2 separate regions of the Homo sapiens genome follow, and region 2 is linked to region 1. A link is a contact called in ENCODE Hi-C or POLR2A ChIA-PET data. All regions are on one chromosome and are shown on one strand. The core of a region is the stretch at or near the end of the contact, and the rest is flanking DNA. Distances in the headings are between cores, read along the strand shown. Region 1 holds the start of UFSP1 (UFM1 specific peptidase 1). Region 2 overlaps ZAN (zonadhesin).

Region 1 (5,959 bases), core at 1,703-4,202:
GGCTGTGGTCCTGCATTACACAGACTGGCTGCATCCCGAGGACCCGGCACGCCTGAGGGAGGCCCTGAGCGATGTGGTGGGCGACCACAATGTCGTGTGCCCCGTGGCCCAGCTGGCTGGGCGACTGGCTGCCCAGGGTGCCCGGGTCTACGCCTACGTCTTTGAACACCGTGCTTCCACGCTCTCCTGGCCCCTGTGGATGGGGGTGCCCCACGGCTACGAGATCGAGTTCATCTTTGGGATCCCCCTGGACCCCTCTCGAAACTACACGGCAGAGGAGAAAATCTTCGCCCAGCGACTGATGCGATACTGGGCCAACTTTGCCCGCACAGGGTCAGCAGTGCAGAGGGAGAGAAGGCTGGGGAGGACAGGAGTCGGGGGCGGGAGGACACACAAAGGCAGACACACGGAGACAGAAAGGACGGGTGGGACAGGGGCAGGATAGAACAGCCAGAGAGGGATATGCTCACAAAGTAGATAAAAGGGGAGAGAAAAAGAAAGGAGACAGAGAAGGCAGAGGGGGTCTTGCAGAGACAGAGGCAAAGGAAAGTGAGGAGGAGACGAGGTAGACATGGAGGGGGCGGGGCACAGTGGCTCACCCCTGTAATTCCAGCCCTTTGGGAGGCCAAGGTGGGAGGATCCCCTGAGGCCAGGAGTTTGAGACCAGACTGGACAACATAACAAGACCCCGACTCTTAAAAAGAAAAAAAATACAAAACTTAGCCAGGCACGGTGGCTCGTGCCTCTAGTCCCAGCTACTTGGGAAGGTGAGGCAGGAGGATTGCTTGAGCCTGGGAGGTTGAGGCTGCAGTGAGCTATGATGGCACCACTGCACTCCAGCCTGAGTGGCCCTATCTCTGGAAAAAAAAAAAAAAAAAAAAAAGGGAGACCAAGACAAAGGAGTTGGAGCTGGATTAAGTCAAACCAGTGATGATTCACTAGCAGTGACACATTCTCTCACACACACACCAGTTTACCTGGATCGAGAAGAGGACAATGAAATCTAGCATTGGATGGGTGTTGTTAAAAAATGTGATGTTTGTAGACATAGGACCCGTCCTGGTTATTTAGGAAAGTCTCAAGACATCCTAGCCATTTTTTTAGTGAGAGAAACAAAGATGGAACAGAAAAGCTGAGGGAAACGGAAGGAGACGGAGCGCTTGAGGAAGGGAAGACCCCAATGACCGCGCACATTGGAGAAAGTGGTGGGAGGGAGGGGACGGGTTCTCTGGGGCTCTCCGCTGAGCTGAAGAGTCCGGGATCCCGTGGAGTTGGGGGCCACCTCCTCCCACTGCCCGTCTGGACTGAGCCTTCCCTTCCTTCCGCAGGGATCCCAATGAGCCCCGAGACCCCAAGGCCCCACAATGGCCCCCGTACACGGCGGGGGCTCAGCAGTACGTTAGTCTGGACCTGCGGCCGCTGGAGGTGCGGCGGGGGCTGCGCGCCCAGGCCTGCGCCTTCTGGAACCGCTTCCTCCCCAAATTGCTCAGCGCCACCGGTATGCAGGGGCCAGCGGGCAGCGGCTGGGAGGAGGGGAGTGGGAGCCCGCCAGGTGTAACCCCTCTCTTCTCCCCCTAGCCTCGGAGGCTCCCAGCACCTGCCCAGGCTTCACCCATGGGGAGGCTGCTCCGAGGCCCGGCCTCCCCCTGCCCCTCCTCCTCCTCCACCAGCTTCTCCTCCTCTTCCTCTCCCACCTCCGGCGGCTGTGAACACGGCCTCTTCCCCTACGGCCACAGGGGCCCCTCCTCTAATGAGTGGTCGGACCGTGGGGAAGGGCCCCACTCAGGGATCTCAGACCTAGTGCTCCCTTCCTCCTCAAACCGAGAGACTCACACTGGACAGGGCAGGAGGAGGGGGCCGTGCCTCCCACCCTTCTCAGGGACCCCCACGCCTTTGTTGTTTGAATGGAAATGGAAAAGCCAGTATTCTTTTATAAAATTATCTTTTGGAACCTGAGCCTGACATTGGGGGGAAGTGGGAGGCCCCGGACGGGGTAGCACCCCCCATTGGGGCTATAACGGTCAACCATTTCTGTCTCTTCTTTTTCCCCCAACCTCCCCCTCCTGTCCCCTCTGTTCCCGTCTTCCGGTCATTCTTTTCTCCTCCTCTCTCCTTCCTGCTGTCCTTCTCCGGCCCCGCCTCTGCCCTCATCCTCCCTCTCGTCTTTCGCACATTCTCCTGATCCTCTTGCCACCGTCCCACGTGGTCGCCTGCATTTCTCCGTGCGTCCTCCCTGCACTCATACCCCCCCTTCAACCCGCCCAAATGTCCGATCCCCGACCTTCCTCGTGCCGTCCTCCCCTCCCGCCTCGCTGGGCGCCCTGGCCGCAGACACGCTCGACGAGGCGGAGCGCCAGTGGAAGGCCGAGTTCCACCGCTGGAGCTCCTACATGGTGCACTGGAAGAACCAGTTCGACCACTACAGCAAGCAGGATCGCTGCTCAGACCTGTGACCCCGGCGGGACCCCCATGTCCTCCGCTCCGCCCGGCCCCCTAGCTGTATATACTATTTATTTCAGGGCTGGGCTATAACACAGACGAGCCCCAGACTCTGCCCATCCCCACCCCACCCCGACGTCCCCCGGGGCTCCCGGTCCTCTGCATGTCTCAGGCTGAGCTCCCTCCCCCGCGGTGCCTTCGCCCCTCTGGGCTGCCAATAAACTGTTACAGCCACGGGAGTGTGCGCGACTAGGGAGCCAGGGGTAGAGGCAGAACGCCGGAATCACGGGGGCCGAGTCTATGCAGGAGCGGGGCTGGAGGGCAAGAAACAGGCGAGCTCCGAGGCGGGCGCAAGGCAAAGGCCAACCCCTAGCCCTGCCCTGCCGGGCGGAGCTCGCGCCTGCGTAATGAGGCCCGCAGGCAGGCTAGCTGGCACGGCGGAGGGGAGGAGAGGGGAGGGGAGGGGAGGGGAGGGGAGGGGAGGGGCGGGGCGGGGCGGGGCGCGGCGGAGCATTGTGGGAGCTCCTCGGTCGGTGCCGGTCGGTGGCTGCCTATTGCGGCCTGCGGTGATCAACGAGGCCCGGGGAGCGCGTCCCCAGTCTGCGCGCCGGTCCTGCGGCAGCTGGCCCAAGACCCGGAGCCGAAAGGAAGTGTTGGAGCCTGAGGTCGCTCCGCGCCGCTAGGAGGACGCTGTGCCTGGCCTGGGACCTCCGCTCCCGCCCACCGCCCTGGAGCCGCTGAGGGACGTCCACGTGGGCCTGTCCCCGCCGAGCCGCGGCCCTGTCCGCCTGGCGCTGCTCTCGGGCCACTACCTCTACTACCACTACGGCTGCGACGGCCTGGACGACCGCGGCTGGGGCTGCGGCTACCGCACTCTGCAGACGCTGTGCTCGTGGCCAGAGGGCCAGCCCGCGGGCGTACCTGGACTGGCCGCCGTACAGGCGGCCCTGGAGGACATGGGCGACAAGCCCCCCGGCTTCCGGGGCTCCCGGGACTGGATCGGCTGCGTGGAGGCCAGCCTCTGCCTCGCTCACTTCGGAGGGCCCCAGGGACGCCTCTGCCACGTACCCCGGGGAGTGGGGCTGCACGGGGAGCTGGAGAGGCTTTACTCGCACTTCGCAGGGGGTGGGGGCCCAGTCATGGTTGGGGGGGACGCAGATGCCAGGTCCAAGGCCTTGCTGGGAGTCTGCGTAGGGTCAGGCACGGAAGCCTATGTCCTGGTATTGGACCCTCACTACTGGGGCACTCCAAAAAGCCCCAGTGAACTACAGGCTGCTGGGTGGGTGGGCTGGCAAGAGGTGAGTGCAGCCTTTGACCCCAACTCCTTCTACAACCTGTGCTTGACCAGCCTTAGCTCCCAACAGCAGCAGCGCACCTTGGACTGAGGACGAAGTTACAGAACTGAGATTCTCGGGTCCCAGACACGCACCTATGTACCTCCCACTGGTGTCCCTGCAAAGCCTGGCGCTTTTGACATCAATAATAAAAGTGGCAGGGCTGAGCAACACCTCAGGAGTTACTCTGGAAGGATGGAGGAGTTATGTAACACACGAGAGTCAGGAGCCCTGTGGAAGTGCTTTTATTAGCAGTAAGGCTGATCGTACAAAAAATTCTCAGAGCTTCATAGGACAAGGTAGTACAAGTATGGATGATACAGGACTGAGGAACGGGGGACGGCTCAAAAGAAATCAACATCGTCTGGGGCATCCAGGTCCCGATATTCCACAATGGCCCTTGGGTCTCCACGAACCATCCTGTGAGGTGAGAGGTACAGGATGAGAGCTGAGGGCTCCCAAAAGGGAGTCTGCAGGCGGCAACAAAGCTTGGGCGTCTGCCCTCCTCACCTGTTGCGAGGTTTCCCAGGATAACCTCCCTGGCCTCGGAAGGCATCATAGTTCCCTCGACCAGCACCATACGGGGCATGGGGGTATGGAGGGCCTCCTGTGGGGACTGCAGGGCGGACAGCACCAGCTATGACAGAGATCAGTGTTGAGTTGCAAAACTATGTCCTCAATTCCATCCTCTGTTTTCTTCTCCCAAAGCCACACACTCACCAAGCCCCTTCATCTCCCTCCTGTACTTACCTCCATAGCCCAAGATCGGGGGCCGGGGCTGACCATAGGGCATCAGGCCCTGGGGAGTCTGGTGTGGGTAGGGGAGTCCTGGGGTCAAACCTGGGGGGAGTACAACACGGACAGGGACATGAATTACTGCGGGGGCGGGGAGGGGGATACGGGTACAATTGACTTCTAGGGCTATGGCCTGAGGATGGGGCAGAAACTTCTCGGGGTGACACGTTAAAGAGAAACAGGAGTCCCTGGGTAGTCAAGGAAGAGGGCACATGCGACCTTCATGGATCGTATCTTACTCTGGGCGGGGCCAGGTGGCTGGGCTGGCTTGATCTCAGGCAGAGCTGGGCGCTTAGCATCAGTGAGGAAGTTGTTAAAAAACGCGACTTCCTTTTTCACTTCCTCAATTTTCTCTGCATGCTTGTTGAAGATATGTTTGCGCACAAACTCAGGACCCTGGGTGGAGAGAGGAGAGGGGTCAGGACAGCCACATAAGGGTTGCCTCGCTCCCAGGCCCGAGCTGGAAGGATTCCCAGCTCCCGCCTGCCAGTGCAGTAAGCAGTTCCCCCACCCCTGCCCAGGGGGCTTCCTGTCTCAACCCCACCTCCCACCACCGTAGCACGGCCATTCTCCAACATCCCACACCTTGAATTTCTTGCCACTGAGAGGACACAGCCACTTATCCTTGCCCAGTTCCTGCGTGTTGGAGGTGACGAACTTCTCCACTTCCTGCTCTGGGTCTTTGCGCCCCATCTTCTGGGCCTCTTCCTCTGAGAGTGACTCCCGCACACTCAGCAACGGCGTGAGCTTCTCCTCAAAAGTCTTCTGCCACTCCAGCACTGTGGTTTGGGAACAGAGGAAGGAAGGTTGGCAAGGGAGCCAGAAGGAAGGATGGTGGCAAGGGGCTGGAGGACCAAGGCCAGGGGCAGCCGGGAACAAAGGGGAACCTGGAGCTCACCTTCCCCGTGACTGATGCGGTTGGGTGGCATGGGCCCCCGAACGTGGATGATCCCACAGCGATTGGGCATCTCGTCCTCGTTGGGGTACTCACAGGTGTTGTAATAATCCAAGGAATGCACGATGCGCAGGTAAAGGAGGAGCTTGTCCAAGACCTAAGGGAAGTGAATGCGAGCGTTCAGCTCCTGCCCTCACCGCCCGAGCCCCCACGTGCCCCGCGCTGCCACTGGCACCTTAATCAACTTCTCATCCCGCTCCACGTTGATCTCTGCCGGGTTCCCTTCCTTAGGAGGCTCCTCAGGAGGAGCGCCCCCGCTGCTCCCCAGCAGCTCCTCCTCCTCGGCGCTTACTTCCTCGATCAGGTAGTCGGTGATATTCTTCAAGATCGGGTTTTGCGAGGGCAGGCTCTGATGGGAGGAAGAGAAGCAAGTAAGGCAGAGAAGACCTTCAGAGGAGGTAACCTGAGACTTTCCACAAGTGAAAGAGCAGCGAGG
Region 2 (5,959 bases), core at 1,342-3,841, 140 kb after region 1:
TTTCTTTTTTTTTTTTTTTCAGAGTCTTGCTCTATTGCCCAGGCTGGAGTACAGTGGTGTGATCATAGCTCACTGCAGCCTTGACCTCCAGGGCTCAAGTGATCCTCCCACCTCAGGCTCCCTAGTAGCTGGGACTACAGGCACACATCACTGTGCCCGCCTAATTTTTGTATTTTTTTGTAGAGATGGGGTCTTTCTATGTTGCCCAGGCTGGTCTTGAACTCCTGTCCTGAAGCGATCCTCCCTCCTCAGCCTCCCAAAGTATTGGGAATACAGGCATGAGCCACAGCACCAGGCCCCTCAATTTATTTCAACATTGGGTGTGCCTACCATGTGCAAGGACCTGACCCCTTGCTTCTCTGTACCTGTATCCGTCCCACGGCTGTGTAATTGACAGAAACAGCCTGCCAGTTGGGCCCAGGTTGTCCTGAGAAGAGAGTGTGTTTCCGGATACTCCCTGCAGTGAAAGGAATTGGAAGGAGAAGTGAGCTTAAGGGGACTGGGAAACGACTTTGAACTATACCTAGGAGGATGAGGAGCAGAGGGCATAGCTGGGGACGATTACCACCAAATGAAAGCACAATCTTCTTTTTTATTTTATTTATTCATTATTTTTTTTTGAGATGGAGTATTGCTCTGTTGCCCAGGCTGGAGTGCAGTGGCACTATCTTGGCTCACTGCAACTTCTGTCTCCCAGGTTCAAGCGATTCTCCTGCCTCAGCCTCTTGAGTAGCTGAGATTACAGGCGTGTGCCACCACACCTGGCTAATTTTTGTATTTTTAGTAGAGACAAGGTTTCTCTATGTTGGCCAGGCTGGTCTCGAACTCCTGACCTCAGGTGATCCACCAGCCTCACCCTCCCAACGTGCTAGGATTACAAGCATAAGCCACTGTGCCAGGCCAGCACAACTTTCTTTTTTATTTGAGAGGGAGTCTTGCTCTGTCACCAGGCCGGAGTGCAGTGGCGCGATCTCGGCTCACTGCAACCTCCGCCTCCCGGGTTCAAGCGATTCTCCTGCCTCAGCCTCCCGTGTAGCTGGGACTACAGGCAGCTAATTTTTGTATTTTTAGTATGGACGGGGTTTCACCATGTTAGCCAGGATGGTCTCGATCTCCTGACCTCGTGATCCGCCTGCCTCGGCCTCCCAAAGTGCCCTCCCAGCCATGATTTCCACTTCATGGAATAGTCTCGCACATATTCCAGACCTCCCTAGACCCTGAGGGATGCCCCATGTTTCCCCATCAAGCCAACCCTGGGAGATGCGCCCAGATCAGTGTAAATCCCATTAATTCTCCGCTCTAACCCAAGACTGAAGCATAAATGTGGAGGGCTGCACCAGGAGACTGGCCCCGGAGGATGTAGTGGAAGGAAAAGCTCAGACAGCCAGAGGACAGGCTCACGGGGCTCAGGAGGACAGCTTTCTGCCCAGGTCTTGCATTCTTGGGGTCCAGGAGCATGTAGCAGCCACCTGTGAAGCAAAAGGCCAGGGAACTGGGGTGGATGGAATTGAGGGAAGATGGCAGCAGAGATAGGGCCCTGAGGAGGCTGTGGACTTGTCTCTGGGGATCCCCAACAGCAGCCTAGAATCAGGCAGCACTGAGGTGGTCCTATCCCAACTGACTGAGGTCTTCAACTTTTCCTAGAAATGCTTGGGCTGGGTAAGGACCCGGCGCTGCCATGGGAAGCGGCGGACACCTTCTCCAAAGCAGCAACTAGAACTTTGACCTTTGGGTGCTAACTCTTTGTTGTTGTTGTTTTGTTTTTGTTTTTGAGACAGTCTCACTCTGTCGCCCAGTCTGGAGTGCAGTGGCGCAATCATGGCTCTCATGGTTCACTGCAGACTCAACCTCCCCGGGCTCAGGTGATCCTCCCGCCTCAGCCTCCTTAAGTAGCTGGGACTACAGGTGTGCGCCACCACGCCCTGCTAATTTTTGCATTTTTTTTTGAAAAGATAGGGTTTCACCACATTGCCCAGGCTGGTCTTGAACTCCTAGGTTCAAATGATCCACGCACCTTGGCTTCCCAAAGTGCTGGGATTACAGACATGAGCCATCACATCTGGCCTGGGTGCTAACTCTTAAGGTCCACTAGAGTCATAGCCTGTTCCTTTTCTTTTTTCCTTTTTCTTTTTTGAGACAAGGTATGGTTCTGTTGCCCAGGCTAAAGTGCAGTGGCACAGGTCTCAAACTCCTAGGCTCAAGCAATCCTTTTGCCACAGCCTCCTGAGTAGCTGGGACTCCAGGTGCGGACCTGGAGTCCGCCCAGCTAATTTTTTTTTTTTTAAGAGATGGGCGGTCTCACGATGTTGCCCAGGCTGGTCTTGAACTCCTGGCCTCAAGCAATCCTCCCGCCTTGGCCTCCCAAAGTGCTGGGATTACAGGCTTGAGCCACTACACCCGATTGCCTCTTCCTTTTCTTTACCCGCTGGACATAACCTATTCACGCAAACTGGCGAGAGATACAGCGGCTCTGACACAGAGGAGCAAGAGGCAAACCCCCTCTCACCCAACACCACCTCGGCCCCCAGCTCAGACAGCCAATCAGCGTGGACCTCGCTAGGTGACGCAACTGGTAGCGAAAAAGAAAATGTAAGCGGCTGCCACTCGTGGGGAGCGCGCTCGCGTGCGTGCTCACGCCCGAGTCCAAGGGAGTCTTGCCTGGCGCGCGCTCACTCCTGCCGAAGGTGGGATCCTGAGCGGCGGCGAAGAGGCTGGAATGGCGGGAATGGGCGGGAGGAAGGAGAAGAAAGGAAACAACCGGGAAGGAAGAGGGAAGGGAAAGGAAAGGAAGTGGGAAAATGATGAAAGAGAAATCAAGGACACGGGCTGGCGCGGTGGCTCACGCCTGTAATCCCAGCACTTTGGGAGACCGAGGCGGGCGGATCACCTGAGGTCAGGGGTTCTAGACCAGCTTGGCCAACATGGCGAAATCCCGTCTCTACTAAAAGTACAAAAATTAGCCGGGCGTGGTGGCGGGCATCTGTAATCCCAGCTACTCGGGAGGCTGAGGCAGGAGAATCGCTTAAACCCGGGAGGCGGAGGTTGCAGTGAGCTGAGATCGCGTCACCGCACTCCAGCCTGGGCGACAGAGCGAGACTGTCTCAAAAAACAAACAAACAACAACAACAAAAAAAAAACCAAGGAGACCTATGAGAAACAGAAGAGGAGAAATGGGAGAAAAAGAAGTGAAAGGTGAAGAAAATATAAGGAAGCGAGCAAGATGGAAAAGGAAAGGGAAAGAAAGGAAAAATAAAAAGCCAACCAGCATTTACTGAAGCTGCTGGGCGCGGTACACGGTGCTAAATGCTGAGGGGTTGCAGAGAGGGCTGGTCGGCTTTCAGTGAAGGTGGGGCCAGGGCTTCTTAAGGCCTTATTTATTTATGTACGTATTTATTTATTTATTTTTATTGAGATGGAGTCTCACTCTGTTGCCCAGGCTGGAGTGCAGTGGCGCTATCTCGGCTCACTGCAACCTCCGCCTCCCAGGTTCAAACAATTCTCCTGCCTCAGCCTCCCGAGTGTTGGGATTACAGGTGCACACCACCAAGCCCAGCTAATTTTTTGTATTTTTAGTAGAGACGGGTTTCGCTATGTTGGCCAGGCTGGTCTCGGACTCCTGACCTCTGGTGATCCACCTGCCTCCGCCTCCCAAAGTGCTGGGATTACAGGCATGAGCCACCACGCCTGGCCAGGGCCCTTCTAGAAAACAAAGTTTAGGCAGCAGGAAAGATCAGAGACAGGAGTGCAGGAGTCCAAGTGGACACTGATGGAGTGGAGAGAGGAAAAGATGGGGAAAAACAGAAAAGAAAATACGGCAGAGGCAGGAGGATCACTTGAGGCCAGGAGTCCGAGACCAGCCTGGGCAACATAGCAAGACCCCATCTTTACAAATAAAGAAAATAAAATAAAGTGTGGAAATGGTAAAGTGGAAGGGAGGAAATGGATTGAGAAAGGATAAGTATTAAGGGAAAAGAAGAACAAAGAGATATAGGCTGGGCGTGGCAGCTCACACCTGTACTTCAAGCACTTTGGGAGGCCGAAGCAGGAAGATGGCTTGAGGCCCAGAGTTTGAGACCAGCCTGGGCAATGTAGCAAGACCCCATCTCTATTTTTATTTATTTATTTATTTTGAGACACAATCTCACTCTGTCGCCCAGGCTGGAGTGCAGTAGTGCGATCACAGCTCACTGCCACCTCCACCTCCCAGGCTCAATCAGTCCTCCCACGTCAGCCTCCCGAGTATCTGGGACTACAGGTGTGTGCCACCACACTGGGCTAATTTTTGTATTTTTTGTAGAGACAAGATCTCACTATATGTTCCAGGCTGGTCTTGAACTCGTGGCCTCAAGTGATCTGCCCACCTCGGCCTCCCAAAGTGCTGGGATTACAGGCATGAGCTACTGCACCTGGCCTAGTTTTTAAAAACATTTTTTTAAATTCAAAAATAAGAATTATAAACTCAGGAAATTAGGGAGCAGAACCCTCTATGCTTGACCTACAGTGCTTGGCTCAGTGAGGGGTTGAAATGTGGGCTGTGTGAGAAGATTAAGAGAGAAAGTGAATGTTGTGTGAGAGAGAAAAGGAAGAAGTCAACAGTAGAAAGAGAAAGAAGCTCAGCTGAGTGCACAGGGAGGTGGTGGAAAGAAGCTAGGGATAGACTTGGGTGCATAGAAAGAAAGAATATCAGCCAGGCATGGTGGCTTACGCTTGTAATCCCAGCATTTTGGGAGGCCAAGTGGGTGGATCACGAGGTCAGAAGATCGAGACCACCCTGACCAACATGGTGAAACCCCATCTCTACTAAAAATACAAAAAATTAACTGGGCATGGTGACGCACACCTGTAATCCCAGCTACTCGGGAGGCTGAGGCAGGAGAATCGCTTGAACCCGGAAGGCAGAGGTTGCAGTGAGCTGAGATCGTGCCATTGCACTCCAGCCTGGCAACAGCAAGATTCTGTCTCAAAAAAAAAAAAAGAAAGAAAAAGAAAGAGTGTCGCCTGGATTTTTGCAAAAGCCTCCTAAACAGCCTCTCTGCATCGACCCTTGCCTGTTCTCCTCAGTGGATTCTCAACACAAAAAAAATCCTTAAAAAATAAGTCAGATCGTCCCCGTCCCCCTCCCCCTCCCTCTCCCTCGTCTCCGTCTCCGTCTCCCTCTCCCCACGGTCTCCCTCTCATGCGGAGCCGAAGCTGGACTGTACTGCTGCCATCTCGGCTCACTGCAACCTCCCTGCCTGATTCTCCTGCCTCAGCCTGCCGAGTGCCTGCGATTGCAGGCACGCGCCGCCACGCCTGACTGGTTTTGGTGGAGACGGGGTTTCGCTGTGTTGGCCGGGCGGGTCTCCAGCCCCTAACCGCGAGTGATCCGCCAACCTCGGCCTCCCGAGGTGCCGGGATTGCAGACGGAGTCTCGTTCACTCAGTGCTCAATGGTGCCCAGGCTGGAGTGCAGTGGCGTGATCTCGGCTCACTACAACCTCCACCTCCCAGCCGCCTGCCTTGGCCTCCCAAAGTGCCGAGATTGCAGCCTCTGCCCGGCCGCCACCCCGTCTGGGAAGTGAGGAGTGTCTCTGCCTGGCCGCCCATCGTCTGGGATGTGAGGAGCCCCTCTGCCCGGCCGCCCAGTCTGGGAAGTGAGGAGCGTCTCCGCCCGGCCGCCATCCCATCTAGGAAGTGAGGAGCGCCTCTTCCCAGCCGCCATCACATCTAGGAAGTGAGGAGCGTCTCTGCCCGGCCGCCCATCGTCTGAGATGTGGGGAGCACCTCTGCCCCACCGCCCCATCTGGGATGTGAGGAGCGCTTCTGCCCGGCCGAGACCCCGTCTGGGAGGTGAGGAGCGTCTCTGCCCGGCCGCCCCGTCTGAGAAGTGAGGAGACCCTCTGCCTGGCAACCACCCCGTCTGAGAAGTGAGGAGCCCCTCCGCCCGGCAGCTGCCCCGTCTGAGAAGTGAGGAGCCTCTC

Evidence for each region. A loop is a pair of places that touch in the nucleus more often than their neighbours do. ChIA-PET counts read pairs that join two places held with the same protein, here RNA polymerase II (POLR2A). Pooled maps may share reads with other maps.
Region 2: a loop to region 1 is called in a pooled map, with 3 times the contacts of the local background. The contact joins the enhancer-like site here to the promoter of UFSP1 in region 1. A Hi-C loop is called at or near these places in 2 of 50 pooled maps. POLR2A ChIA-PET finds 5 or more read pairs at or near these places in 4 of 52 experiments (A549, H1, PC-9 and 1 more).

What each region holds. Positions count from the first base shown.
Region 1 is chr7:100,886,708-100,892,666 of GRCh38, reverse strand. UFSP1 (UFM1 specific peptidase 1) reads left to right here and starts at 2,952. Exons shown (of 1, transcript NM_001430944.2): 1 at 2,952-3,946. The coding sequence starts at 3,168. The coding sequence ends at 3,824. It overlaps SRRT (serrate, RNA effector molecule), which reads right to left. Exons shown (of 20, transcript NM_015908.6): 14 at 5,699-5,872; 15 at 5,467-5,620; 16 at 5,154-5,347; 17 at 4,808-4,964; 18 at 4,524-4,625; 19 at 4,284-4,410; 20 at 4,003-4,193. The coding sequence ends at 4,118. It overlaps ACHE (acetylcholinesterase (Yt blood group)), which reads left to right. Exons shown (of 5, transcript NM_000665.5): 3 at 1-333; 4 at 1,329-1,498; 5 at 2,332-2,673. The coding sequence ends at 2,453. RefSeq lists enhancers at 1-712, 993-1,725, 1,949-2,008, 1,726-2,459 and silencers at 1,509-1,558, 1,630-1,787, 2,879-2,928.
Region 2 is chr7:100,742,048-100,748,006 of GRCh38, reverse strand. ZAN (zonadhesin) reads right to left here. Exons shown (of 48, transcript NM_003386.3): 8 at 1,305-1,469; 9 at 366-457. Among named protein-coding and RNA genes, the nearest start is that of ZAN, 11 kb to the right of the region's middle. RefSeq lists an enhancer at 2,682-2,731. Within about 2 kb of position 2,591, at least 2 of the 41 ENCODE cell types and tissues checked have a DNase peak (open chromatin) inside an H3K27ac peak, as active enhancers do.